Linked DNA regions of Homo sapiens: region 1 is linked to region 2. Evidence: chromatin contacts called from ENCODE Hi-C data. All regions are on one chromosome and are shown on one strand. Each heading gives the region's core, a stretch centred on a gene start or an enhancer-like site at or near the end of the contact. The rest is flanking DNA. Distances are from core to core; before and after follow the strand shown.

Region 1 (6,910 bases), core at 261-2,760, 4.7 Mb after region 2:
TGATTTCAGAAATAAAAAGTATAACAGGATTCTAGAGGATGGGAAAGATTAGGAGGAAGACAAGGATGGGAGAGATTTGTTAAACAAAATTATAGCTAGATAGGAGGAATAAGTTCTAGTGCTCTATACCACTTCAGGATAACTATAGTTAATAATATATAGTTTCAAATTGCTAGGAGGATATTGAATGTTCTCAACACAAATGATAAGCCCCCGGGGGAGTGGCTTCTGTGAGACCTAAATCCTCATCTGCCACAGAAGGAAGGCAACACATACTCTCCATAACTGAAAATGCAAGAAATAGCAGAAAATGACTATTATTTAAAAATACGGGCCAGGCGCAGTGGCTCGTGCCTGTAATCCCAGCACTTAGGGAGGCTGAGCCGAGAGGATCACCTGAGGTCAGGAGTTCAAGACCAGCCTGCCCAACATGGTGAAACGCCGTCTCTACTAAAAATAGAAAAATTAGCCAGGTGTCGTGGCGTGCGCCTGTAATTCCAGCTACTCAGGAGGCTGAGGCAGGAGAATCTCTTGAAACCGGGAGGCGGAGGTTGCAGTGAGCCAAGATCATGCCACTGCACCCCAGCCTGAGCGACAGAGCAAGACTCTGTCTCAAAAAAATAAAAAACATACGGAAACAGGTATTAGAAGAACAGCTTAAAATGTTGAAGGTGGTTAGTCTGGGGACCAGTACTCTGGGACTGGGAGGACTAGACCAGAGGTCGGCTGTTTTGCTCTTAAGGCTTACAGAACGATCTAGTTTCAAACTATCTATGTTTAACTTCGACTTTTTCCTATCAGGCTCGGTGCTGCTATTCCACTGAGCTCATGGAAAATTAAATCTTTATTAGGAGCCTTCCAAGATCACAGTGGGGTGGCAATGGGGACAGATAATGCAGAAAAGCGAAGGCTCACTGGTCTACAAATACACGTCTATCACAACCTGTAAAAGTTAACCCTGTCCCAGCCTGGCCAATATGGTGAAACTCCGTCTCTACTAAAAAATACAAAAATTAGCGGGGCGTGGTGGCGGGCGCCTGTAGTCCCAGCTACTGGGGAGGCTGAAGCAGGAGAATGGCGTGAACCCGGGAGGCGGAGCTTGCAGTGAGGCGACATCGCGCCAGTGCACTCCAGCCTGGGCGACAGAGCAAGACTACGTCTCAAACAAAGAAACAAGTTAACCCTGTCAACATCTCGACTTTAAATGCAAAGCACTGCACATGCACACGCTGAACACCTCCCCTTCCTTCTCCAGGGGCAACACAAGCACAACCGCCGCACATTTACGAATCTACACAACTGCGCATCGGAGCGAATGAGGTCAGGGCCCAGAAAGGTGGGGCAGGAACGATCCCAGCCTTCAGCTAATTCTGTCACCTCTAACGTCTGGGGCAAGAACGTTTCAGGAAACCAAGGGGGACCGAGGCTCAGCGCCGAAGAGAAAGACGCCAACTGCGGGACCTGTCGCGCCTCCCGCGCCGGGGTGGAGCTGACCCCGCCGAGTCCCGCCCCTGCCTGAGTTCGCCAGTGGTCCAGGAGCCGCTTTTTTCCACTCGGGAAGACTTCAGAGAAGTCTCACAAAGGACTCGGCTGGCTGCTTTTCTCAGTGCCGAAGCCGCGCCATGCTCGTTCTCAGAAGCGGCCTGACCAAGGCGCTTGCCTCACGGACGCTCGCGCCTCAGGTACTGGCCGCGGGGGCGCGCCCGAGCCCTGGCCGGAGGGGAGGGGAGGGGCGGGGGGTATTTCTGAAGCGTGCGAGCCACGCTCAGGCGCTCCCAGACCTGGGGCCCCGCGCCGCCGCCGAAGTTCTAACGCGGTCTCTGGAGCCGTCTGGCGCGCAAGGAGGAGGCTACAGGCCGGGGTCGTCTCGCTGGCAGTCGCTGTCAGAGGGGTTTTCTAACTGGATGCCAGTGTTTTTGTGATTTTTGTTTTTGTTTTTGAGACGGAGTCTCGCTCTGTCGCCCAGGCTGGAGTGCAGTGGCGTAGTCTCGGCTCAGTGCAACCTCCGCCTCCCGGGTTCAAGCGATTCTCCTGCCTCATCCTCCGGAGTAGGTGGAATTACAGGCGCCAGCCACCACGCCCGGCTAATTTTTTTTGTGTTTACTATTTAGTAGAGTCGGGGGTTTCACCATGTTGGTCAGGCTGGTCTCGAACTCCTGACCTCGTGATCCGCCCACCTTGGCCTCCCAAAGTGCTGGATTGCAGGCATGAGCCACTGTGCCCAGCCTGATGCCAGCTGTTTCTAGCCTAAATGCCACAACTCCCGGGACACCCCCGTGGCGCCAGCTGTTGCGTTTTTTTAGGATAACATCTCCAGATACAAATCTCCGAAAATCAACTTTAAAAGCAGTTATTAGAAATACCTCATTGGCCCATTTTCCGAGATAATAATATTTTTAAACTGTAGATACTAAGCAGTTTTTTATTTTCAGAATTTGATTAAACTGACCCAAAAAGAATGGCCATCAAAAGAAAGGATAGTTGCAGGTATTTTTTGGTATGAAGAAGGGTTTTCTAAGAAAACTAAGACACTTGGGCAATAAGGGCATAACTCATACTGGAGATGAATGAACTCAAGATAGACAATTATAATTAAGACGTTATGCACACAAACTACATAGACATTTGCATGTTGTAACCAAAAATATGTCAGTGAAAGATGCCTACTGAAACTGTTGCGATAGATTATTCTGGGTAGTGAGCCTCAGGAAATTGTCACATGCTAACCATGCCTAAATGAATGGATTTGTAAACTAGAATGCCACGGGAGTGGTCTGTGTATACACGTGTGTTTACATAAATATTTGCATGTACGTACATACAGACAGACTGGATAATTTCTGACAGGGCATTTGCTACTGAACATTAAGCTCACTCAGGCTCAGAGGGCCAGATTAGGACAGAAAATTTACCCATTGGGCATATGACTATTACAAAGGGTGGTTCTTAAAGGATAGTTCCATAAACTTGGTATAATTGAGTGCACTAAATGTACATACTTCTTGATATTGCATCTGTAATTAGAAACAATGATGGAGACAATTCTCATTTGTTGAGTTTTTTTCCTTTTCAGCCTTTATGCAGTATACACCCATAGTACAATGCAATTGGATAAGTTATAGCTTCCTTTTATATTAGTTACATTCCAGTCCTGTTTTTGACCGGTAGTCTTCATCAGTAGATTCAGGAAATACTTTGACCTGAATAGCCCTTCCTGTTTTTTTAGGAACCTTTTAAAAACAAGAGTTTTTTGTTAGTAAACGTATTTTTGGGCCTGCCAAAAGGCATGTGTACTTAATAAATTTTTTTCAATGTGTGGAACTAATACATATGGTATTGAGTAAGATGGAATATTGGCTAAACAGGGGAAAACCCTTTGTAAATTAAAGAGACTAAGTCTTAAATGTAGTTCTTCGGTAAAGGAGTATCATTATGATCCCACAGCCTTCTTGTGAGCAAATTCTCGTGAAAAAATGGCTAGAGGTAGACCCCTGCTAGGAAACAGTTGCTATATATTCATCAGAATTAAGAGTAGTTATCTTTATTGACATCTCTATGTAAACAAGTGTATATGGAGAATTGACAACAAAAGTAAACAATGGATAATGAGTCTATGTGTGTTCCTTGTACCAGACTCAGATTTGGTTGTAACCAAATCTGTAATTGTACCTTCCCAAGATATTTACATTTGTCTTACCTCCTTCAGGTGTGTTCATCTTTTGCTACGGGCCCTAGACAATACGATGGAACGTTCTATGAATTTCGTACTTATTACCTTAAACCTTCAAATATGAATGCGTTCATGGAAAATCTTAAGAAAAACATTCATCTTCGGACCTCTTACTCTGAATTGGTTGGATTCTGGAGTGTAGAATTTGGAGGCAGAACGAATAAAGTGTTTCATATTTGGAAGTATGGTAAAGAGTCATCCAGTTTTAGTATTCAGTATAGATTTTCATTCTGTTAAATGTAACATAAGACTTAGTTCTTGGATCTATATTACCATAGATACATACAGGTTAAGTAAGACTTTTTAAAAGCAATACCAAAAAAATAAATTTAGCAGATCTTCTTCCCAGTGGTACACCTCTAACCACCCCTTGCTTGAACTCTTATGTTATCATAAATGAGAAAACATGCAGTCTCATATATCAAACCATAAAATTGTGAATTAGACTTTAATCCTCAGAAAAATGTTAGAATCGTTTGCTATAAAGATAGCTCATGAAAAATTTAAAGCAGTAATTGTAAATGTTCAAGTGGGTTAAGATCACCGTTGGGCCTGCCAAAAGACATGTATATTTAATAAAAATGTTTTAAATGTGTAACTAATGTATATGGTATTGACGAAGATGGAATACTGGCTAAATAAGGGAGAAAGCTTTGTAAATTTATGAGACTCCTAATTGCAGTTCTTGGGTAAAGGAGTGTCATTAGGATAAGATAATTTTTTTTTTCTTATTATTGTTACAGCTAGGGCTGGATATCAGCATTTTTGCAGAAATAATTCACCCATTTGGGAGCTTTATAAAAATGGAGGTTTTTAAAGGATGATAGTTAACTTTTAAGCGTCACCCAACTCTGAGATTTAATAATTCTGTTATGTTTAGAGACCACTTCTTTTTTCATTTCTGTACCCCAGAGTTTCAAGGAATTCTTTCATACTACCCTAGGGAGGTAAGGAAAAGGAATGAGAGACAGTCCTTCCCATATTGAAGCTGACCTACCCCTGGTTTAGTAGAGGAAAGAGAACAAGTAACAAGAATCCCCAGAATGTTTGTTACTTCCATGTCTGTTCTTAACAGTCCACATCAGGACTTGAGGATACCTAAAGAACTTTTAATAATTTCATTTACTGTTTAGTGATCAGTGTCCAAAGTTAATAGTCATAAAGTAATTTAATATGAAAAGTGTTCATTCTATGCTTGACGTAACTCTTTAGTTTTTCCCTGTTATAATAAAACAGACCCTATTAAAACATAATTTATGCTTTAGATAAACCACAAGTTGAAACATGTCCCATTGAAAAAACTGCTAATAAAGTGTTTATAATTCATTTATATGCTTTAGATAAACCACATATATAATCCACTTATGTGCGTTAGGTGAGCCACAAGTTTAATTGTGTCCCATTAAACTGCTCGTAAAGTCTTTACAATTCACTTGTAAGATAGGTGTTATTCCTTATCCTCAGCATAAATCATATAATTCATTTACTATTAGTCTTAGGAGGCCCTAAAAGTAAATATACTATAGTTGTCCCTCTGTATTTGCAGGAGGTTGCAGGAGGTTGGTACCAGGAACCCCTGTAGATACCAGATTCAGCTCAAGTCCATTATATGAAACAGCATACTGTTTCCATCAAACCCACACACATCCTTCCATATACTTTAAAGCATCTCTAGATTATTTTTAATCCCTAATACAATATAGATACTATGTAAGTAGTTGTTATACTATATTATTTCACTTGTATTTTTAAAAAATATTTTTAATCTGCAGTTGGTTGAATCCACAGATGCAGAACCTGTGGAGAGGGAGGGCTGACTATACTAGGCCCATATCTTGGTAAATGTATATACCTGTTTGGGTAACTTAGAAAGAAGAGAAATAAGTTGTAGAGAAAAAGAATTACTGACAAGAAATAAAAGAATCAGCACTATTTCATTGGGAGCTGTTGTTCAAAAAAGAGGCTTAAAAAGTGCATCTTAATTTCATTTATGTTAACTTTGATTCAAAGTGTACCTTGACCTAATCACCCACCACCAAGGAAAAATAGTCTTTCTCTATAAATCAAATGCTTCCATTGATAAGAATCGTTAACATATACTGAGTACTAACTAAGGTGCCAAACACCATTCTAAGCTCTTTTCATGTACTAATTCATTTAATCCTCACAACAACACTGGAGGTAGATGTTATACTATTTTCTTCACAGAATAAGAAACTGAGGCACAGAAAGATTGAATAACGAACCTAATTCACACAACTTCCTAAGAAAGTCTTAGAGCCTATAAAGCCCATTCTATGTCAATTAAGTTAGTTTTTTACATTTCAACTCCCCTTTTAGACCATGAGTAACTTGAGAGCAGTTGTCACATATATTTATGTTGGCATCTCCAGCGACATAATAACATGGGGTTCCCATATGGCCTTGCACGTTTGCTGAACTGAGTAAAATTCAAGTAAAAATATGGGCGATTTTAAATAAAAAAACATTTTCTTAACTATTTTCCTCCCATAGATAATTTTGCTCATCGAGCTGAAGTTCGGAAAGCCTTAGCCAACTGTAAGGAATGGCAAGAACAATCTATCATTCCAAATTTGGCTCGCATTGATAAACAAGAGACGGAAATTACTTACCTGATACCATGGTCCAAATTAGAAAAGCCTCCAAAAGAAGGTGAGTTCTTCCCTCTTAGACTATGAGTTTTAATGAGTAAAATACTAAAGACCTAAAGTTATAAAGAGTAAAGTTCTATAGGAAAAAAATATATAATTCTTTGTTTTATATAATAATATATGATGAGTCTGGAGATAAAAATGAATTAGAGACTGGGCGCGGTGGCTCACGCCTATAATCTCAGCACTTTGGAAGGCCGAGGCGGGCGAATCACTTGAGGTCAAGAATTCAAGATCCGCCTGGTCAACGTAGTGAAGCCCCATCTCTACCAAAAATACAAAAATTAGCTGGGTGTGGTGGTGCATGCCTGTAGTCCCAGCTACTAGGGAGGCTGAGGCAGGGGAATGGCGTGAACCCAGAAGGCGGAGCTTCCAGTGAGCCGAGATCTCGCCACTGCACTCCAGCCTGGGCGACAGAGCGAGACTCCGTCTCAAAAAAAAAAAAAAAAAAGAGAATTAGAGTTCTAGAGCTCTTTGCTTATCCTTAAAACATTGAGCTTATCCTTAA
Region 2 (6,774 bases), core at 3,767-6,266:
TACAAAGCTACATATACATTTACCTTTTGCCCTAGCAACTGCAAGTACAGAAATCTATCTCAAAGATACACTATCAAAATTACGTAAGCACAAGCTATTGTTTGCAGAGCTATCTGTAACAGCAAAAGAATGGTAACAACAGTGAACTGGTATCTATCCAGTGAAGCATAAGCAGTTAAAAAGAAATAGGCAAAATTTCTATCCGCATCTCTAGAATAAAATTTTAAGTTAAAAAAAAGGTGGGGGAAAAGTGTGACTAATAAGCTACAATTTAATCCAAGTGGAGGGAGAAACAAATATATGCCAAAATAAATACAAATAGCTTGTACCTTTAAAAAAAAAAAAGGAAGAAAGGGACATAAAATTGAAAAAGTTTTTAAAAAAGTATTCCAGGCCGGGCGTGGTGGCTCATGCCTGTAATCCCAGCACTTTGGGAGGCCAAGGCGGGCAGATCACCTCAGGTCAGGAGTTTGAGACCAGCCTGGCCAACATGGTGAAACCCCATCTCTACTAAAAATATAAAAATTAGCCAGGCACAGTGGCAAGCGCCTGTAATCCCAGCTAATGGGGAGGCTGAGGCAGGAGAATCACTTGAACCCAGGAGACAGAGGTTGCAATGAGTCAAGATGGTGCCACTGCACTGCAGCCTGGGCAACACAGTGAGACTCCAACTCAAAAAAAAAATTAAAAAAAAATTTTCCTAGGTCTGCCACAGTGGCTCATTCCTATAATCCTAACACTTTGGAAGGCAGGCAGATCAGTTGAGCCAGGAGTTCAAGACCAGCCTGGGTAATATAGTGAGACCCTTGTCTCTACAAAAATTAAAAAAAATTAGCCAGGTGTGGTAGCACACACCTGTAGTCCCAGAGTCCCAGCTATTCAGGAGGCTGAGGTGAAAGGATTGCTTCAGCCTCAGAGGTTGAGGCTGCAGTGAGCTGTGATCACTCCTCTGCACTCTAGCCTGGGTGACAGAGCTAGACTCTGCCTCAAGAAAAAAAAAAAAAAAAAGTGCTATTTTATTAAGAGGGAGATAAGACAGTAAAAGAGACAAACAAATTAGACTTATCCAAATATAGTTAGCTTTACAGATTTAGTTTTGGAAGAGATTTTATATAATTATAAAATAAAAGGTAAATTTTTAAAAACTAAAAATTGAAAGATAAATGAAACAAATGAACCTAACAATATATATGCAGCTGGTGGTTAGGACCACATAAATTGAATTACAAATGTACAGGAAACACAAGGAACAGAGAAACATAAAACCCCACAAGGATGCAATCAGCAATATCCAGAATGTGGCAAATGCTACAGGACAGAGGATCAGTTTCCTAAACAAATTATAAGGAAAATGATGAGATGGAGAGAGAACCTAGGGATTTAAAAAGTTTTATAAGTGACATATGAACCAATTGGAATAGATGGACTTTATATAGCCCTTGCTTTGAACAATGCTGTTTATTTTTTTTTAAAAAAAGGGAAACAATCAGGAAAACCCAAACACTGACCAGATATTTGATGATATGAAGGAATTTCTGTCAATTTTTCCAGATGTGATAATGGTATTGTGGTTTTGTTTAATTCTTACCTTTTAGAGGGACATACTTTAGTATGTCACCTGGGAAATTTTTTTTTAAAACTAATTTCTGGGGCTCACAGATATAACTGACCTGGTATTGGGCCCCGATATCATTTTATTAAAACTGCCACAGATGATTCTAATGAGCAGCCAGGCTTTGTAAACTATTGATCTAGGGTAAGTTAAATCAACAAAATAAATAAAACCTCACCTAGGTATTAATCAAACTGCATGCCTCCAAAAGTACTCTTCCTGAAGACTGGAATCTACATATATTATTAACATTAAAGGATAAAACTGACATCTCTGAATTCTACTGTGCTTATTTTTAAGGTACTTGTAACGATTAAATAAATGTTTACTTAGCTCTCAAATTTACATAGCTACCTAAACTAAGCAAACTTTTCTTGACTACCTATACATATTGAACAAACCGAGAACAACAATGGCAAAACCCTTAAGTGTTCACATGCGGGACAATTACGACTAGTAACAATTATGATCTATAAACATACTTATCAAGAGATTAATGAGAACACATCTTCAATAAAACAAATGGACTGCAGTGCTACAAATCTGAACTACAGAAGAGGTTACCTAGGGTGCATGAGACAACTTCTTTCCAATTTAGTCTTATTTCTCTTATCTCGCCTTTTCAAAACTTGTACACAACCAGTGCAGGAAAAACAGGCAAGATTTCTATCCCCCTTACTGATCATTTTCCCAGCGGAAAACCCTGAATAAACCCACCTTAGATAGGAAGATAAGCAGAAAAGGGCTAATTAAATCTATCTATCTAAATATATGTAAATAAAAATCTATATAGACGCAAATAAATATATATATAAAAGATATATATACATATAAAAGCTCAGGAAAAAAAGTTATCACATTGAGCTTTTGTGTTTAGTTACCCATCCAGAAAGGCTTTGTGGCAGAGTGATATATTCCAAAATGCTTTGAGATCAGGGAAAAGATAGCTACTTGCCTCCAGAAGTTTGGGATTATGTTTCAACTGTTATCTTATATGAACACCACTAAATTTGAACAGGTCTAGTTCTTTAGGGTTGAGGTACAAAGTGCCTGAAGAAAATTATCATAGTAAGAGAATATACAGCTTTTTAGAGGAGGCCATTTAAGGAAAAAATGATGACCTCAGCTAAATGGGAACTTGGCTTTTCTTTATCTGTATGTAAGAAGGAATAAACTTGAGGTCTGAGAGAGAAAGTTGGAAGAGTAGGAAAAAAGTACACGGGGGAACAAAGAGGACAAATTATTAGACAGCGAGAATACTGAGTAAGTAGGTTCCATCAGTAGGAGAGAATTACCAGTTAAGTAAGCAACTCAAAGTTGCGATTAGACAGGATAGATGTTTTATAAATATTTGCTAACTAGCATATGAGTATTAAAACTAGGTAAACACTGTATTCCAATTAAATCTAGTTTGACTTGTAATTCTAGTTTAAACCTTTTCTGGGGCTTTTTCAGCCTTTTCATATCTACAGGTATTCTCTAACATATTTTCCAGATTTTTATGCCTTTACATTTGCTTAGAAAGATAATTATACAAAATGCTTAGATTTTAGTTAAATCTAGATTCTATTTGGGAAAAAACTCATATTTAACAAGATTAGGTTTTTCTATAAAAAGCATGAGTTATTCCAAAATAAATTATTTCTTCTTCATAACTTAGCTTTACAACCAAACCATACCATTTGAGGAAAGTGCATCTGATATAGTTTGCCTGTTCAGTGTCTCAACTTTTCTTTACAATATCTTAAGATTTTTGCCCTTTTTTTTTGATTTCCTAAAAGTGCACACAATTCATAACTCAAGCCATTTTGTGGATAAGATTAGTATCCAGTCTTCTTAAGGAGAGAGTGGTCTCTAATAATGGTATTATTCTAACACTTCTAGAAGGAAAAATGTATCACAGTGTATAATGAAATCACCAAGAAACAACACTATACAGAATATTTTCCTCGATACAGAAGTCATTCACTGTTGTATACTTATAAGAAGTGGCAATAAGACACTCTATCATTTAATATTACAATGTTTATACACAACTTTTTGTTCTCAAAAGTACTTTGACATGCCATTTAGTTTTTTACAGTGCTTTTTCCGAAAAGGTCCAAGTGACAAAAGAAAAGAAAGAACTATTTCAAACACAAATATTAAACATTTAATGGGATATGGCGGAATAAGCACTGGAAGTCAAGAGACTTGTTTCTAATCCCAGCTCTGCCTGTAACTAGCTGTGTGACTTCATATGCGTCACTAAATCGTTTCTTAAATTGTAAAGAAAGTAGTTCTTAATGTTTAAATCTGAATTTCTAAAAATCTACTACAATTAAGGTACTTTCAAATATTACATTATAATTAACAGCCCAATTAAATATAAGCCATTTTGCCATACGTGTTTAGTCCTTCGCTTTTGTCTCAATTTGACCTGAAGCCTGGATCAATTAGTCTGCACACTCAAGACGTACTCTGGGGCAAGAGGGACTAGGGAAAGATTCTTTTAAGATGGGATGATGCTGAGCAGGTTAGGCAGTTAGGAATGAATGCATATTCAAATAAGGCGCAATGAAGAAGAAATCTGCTTCCATGGGGAAATACGTTGCAATAAGATTTGAGGGAGGCCTTGAGCTGAGATTGTCAGGTAACCACACCTTCCACCCTTCAAACTCTATTCTCCCAGTGGAATCCAAACCAGTCTCCAGTTCCGGGTTCCCAACCAATCGCATCAAGCCACAACAGAGGGATCTGCCAACCCGGGCACCGCTTCAGGGATCTAGACCCAGTGAGAGTCACACAACCCCAGCACCTGTCGACCTCACACTCTTCCCAAATGGAGAGGGTGGGAAGGAACGCTAGGTCTATGCTTGGTCTTTTCCGATTCAAGCTACCACCAGGTCCACTAGCCCTCGAAACCGAAACCCCCGGACTTCGGGGAGAAGGGGAAGCTCCTACGCCGTGACTACGTATCAGTCCCTCAGGGCTAATTCTCCCATTCTCCCCCGACACTGGTTTCTCAGGCCTCGGGGACTCCGCGCCTGGAAGCCGACAGGCGAGAGTGAGGGCAGCGGGGGAGGGTGCACTCCAAAACACTGCAGGAAAAGACGGAAAAGCAGGGGCAGGAGTAGCAGTGTTCCCCCTGGGCGAGGGCCGGAGGCCGTTCGTGCGTTTGTCGATGGGTCTGTCATTCCCTCACTCACCAGGAGCAGAAGGGAGCATCTGAGGTCGGGTAAGGATAGGAAGACGGCAGGATGCATGGTAACGCTGGGGTCCGTGACAGGGACAGGCGCTGGCGGCTGGGACTGGGCTAGGTTGGGTTGGGTTAGGAAAGGGCTGGGCTCCGGGAGCCGACGGCAGCGGAGGATTCTCCAGGCAGCGGCACCTCGTCCTCTCGACCCGGGCTCCAGCGGCGAACACCCGGGACAACTTCCAGAGAGGCCTCTCACACCCTCACTTCCGGGTCCTGCCCACCTCGGTGCACTTCGGGAAATGTAGTCCTGCACTAGCCTCACCCCGCACGTCGTCCGTCATCTAGAACTTCCTTTCCCATTGGGCTCTCGGCCCCGGTCCACTGAGTCCTCTGCGCGCGGGGTCCTGTGGGATAGAAGGGCGGAGGGCGGGTGTACGCGGTGCTTCAGAGGATGGGAACTACAATTCCCAGAAGGATGTGCGGCCGAAAGCCTCGGGCGGCCTTTTGAGGGGCTCGGCTAGCTTCAGCGCCGTGGGGTCTGACCTGGCTGGATATAGTGTACCGGCCCGGCAGGAGGGGCGGCCCGGTCCGGGTTGCGCCTCCTGGAGCCGCCCCCGGGACGTCAGTCCTGGAGGAGGCGAGGGTGAGTAGGAGGGGGCCTGGCTGGGGAGGCTCAGATCATTCGGTCCGCACCGCCTTGGCCCCTGCTGCAGACTCACGGCCTTCCTGGCCTAGGCTGTGGCCTGAGCCTCCATCATTGGCCTCCTCGCCCGCTGCCTCTTCTTTCTGCTCTAATTCCTGCATTATAAAGTCAGAGCCACCACTCGGGGCCTCAGTTGAATGAGTCAATGACTTATCCCTGATTGTCTCTGAGGGCTCCTGTAAGGAGTAGATGTGGTACGGGATGGGATAGCACGTCGTAAACTGGAAAACTGTGTGAGTGATTGCTGCTAAGGCGTGGATCGCTCCTCCAGTATAATTACGAAATTCCCTAGCAAAGCAGTCGAGGATCCTAACTTGGCCCCAGGTAGCTCTGCGGCTTCTTCTGCAAACACTCAGTGAGGTCCAGGAGCCCACGCGATCTCTGCTTAGTACCCAGGAGGCACACTGTGCTTTTGTGGTTCTCCCTGCTCCCGCCTTTGCTTCAGCTTTCCTGCTGCCTGGAATGGCCTTACCCGTTCTCTCTCTGGAATGCTATCTTAAATGTCACCATCTCTGAGAACTTCCCGAACAACCAACCCTTTAGTCCTAATCAGAATTACTCTTCCTATGAGTGTGACTGCAGTACCTCTAGTTTTGTACGGTTATAATTATTAGAGCATTTATTACACGGGCTTGTTGTATAATTAGGCAAGGATGATGACACCTTTGCATTTTATAGCACTTTATCAAAGTGGTTTTGACTTTTTTCTATAAAAAATGATTTATTTTCTTAAAGGGGCAAAAAATACATTTTTTCTTAAGAAAAAAAAAGAGCCCTGCATAATGGCTTTCTCAGGGTGACAAAATTAGACAGTGATAGAGCCAATACTCTTACCAAGGCGGCCTAACTCCTAGACTAGTGCTCCTATCTCTTGTCCACGCCCCTGACAGAGCCCAAAGATAGTTGAAATGGGAAATTTTAAAAGAGCAGAGACTTGTAAGTATGAACTCATTATTCAAGAAATTAAACTTTGATCCTGCTCACTTTTTGGACTTAGCACTCAGCCTGTGACCTTTCATCCAACAAACATCTACTGAGTACTGGCTATATACCTGTTACTGTGCTAAGTGCTAAGAATTATGAAGTAAAAAGTATATATATATAATATATATAATATATGTACATATAATATATATAATATATGTATATATAATATATATATTATATATGTATATATAATATATATATTATATATGTACATATAATATATATATTATATATGTACATATAATATATATATTATATGTACATATAATATATATATTATATGTACATATAATA

The links. Hi-C counts contacts between places; a loop is a spot of excess contacts on that map. Pooled maps may share reads with other maps.
Region 1: a pooled map shows a loop between it and region 2 (4-fold over the local background). The contact joins the promoter of NIPSNAP3B here to the promoter of ERP44 in region 2. A Hi-C loop is called at or near these places in 2 of 37 single-sample maps with no recorded cell type and 6 of 50 pooled maps.

Annotation. Positions count from the first base shown.
Region 1 is chr9:104,762,619-104,769,528 of GRCh38, forward strand. It overlaps NIPSNAP3B (nipsnap homolog 3B), which reads left to right and starts at 1,511. Exons shown (of 6, transcript NM_018376.4): 1 at 1,511-1,682; 2 at 3,707-3,917; 3 at 6,245-6,403. The coding sequence starts at 1,623. RefSeq lists silencers at 1,240-1,439, 1,637-1,826.
Region 2 is chr9:100,093,984-100,100,757 of GRCh38, forward strand. ERP44 (endoplasmic reticulum protein 44) reads right to left here and starts at 5,017. Exons shown (of 12, transcript NM_015051.3): 1 at 4,801-5,017. The coding sequence starts at 4,857. INVS (inversin) reads left to right here and starts at 5,260. Exons shown (of 17, transcript NM_014425.5): 1 at 5,260-5,433. RefSeq lists enhancers at 4,864-4,933, 4,944-5,083 and a silencer at 5,324-5,533.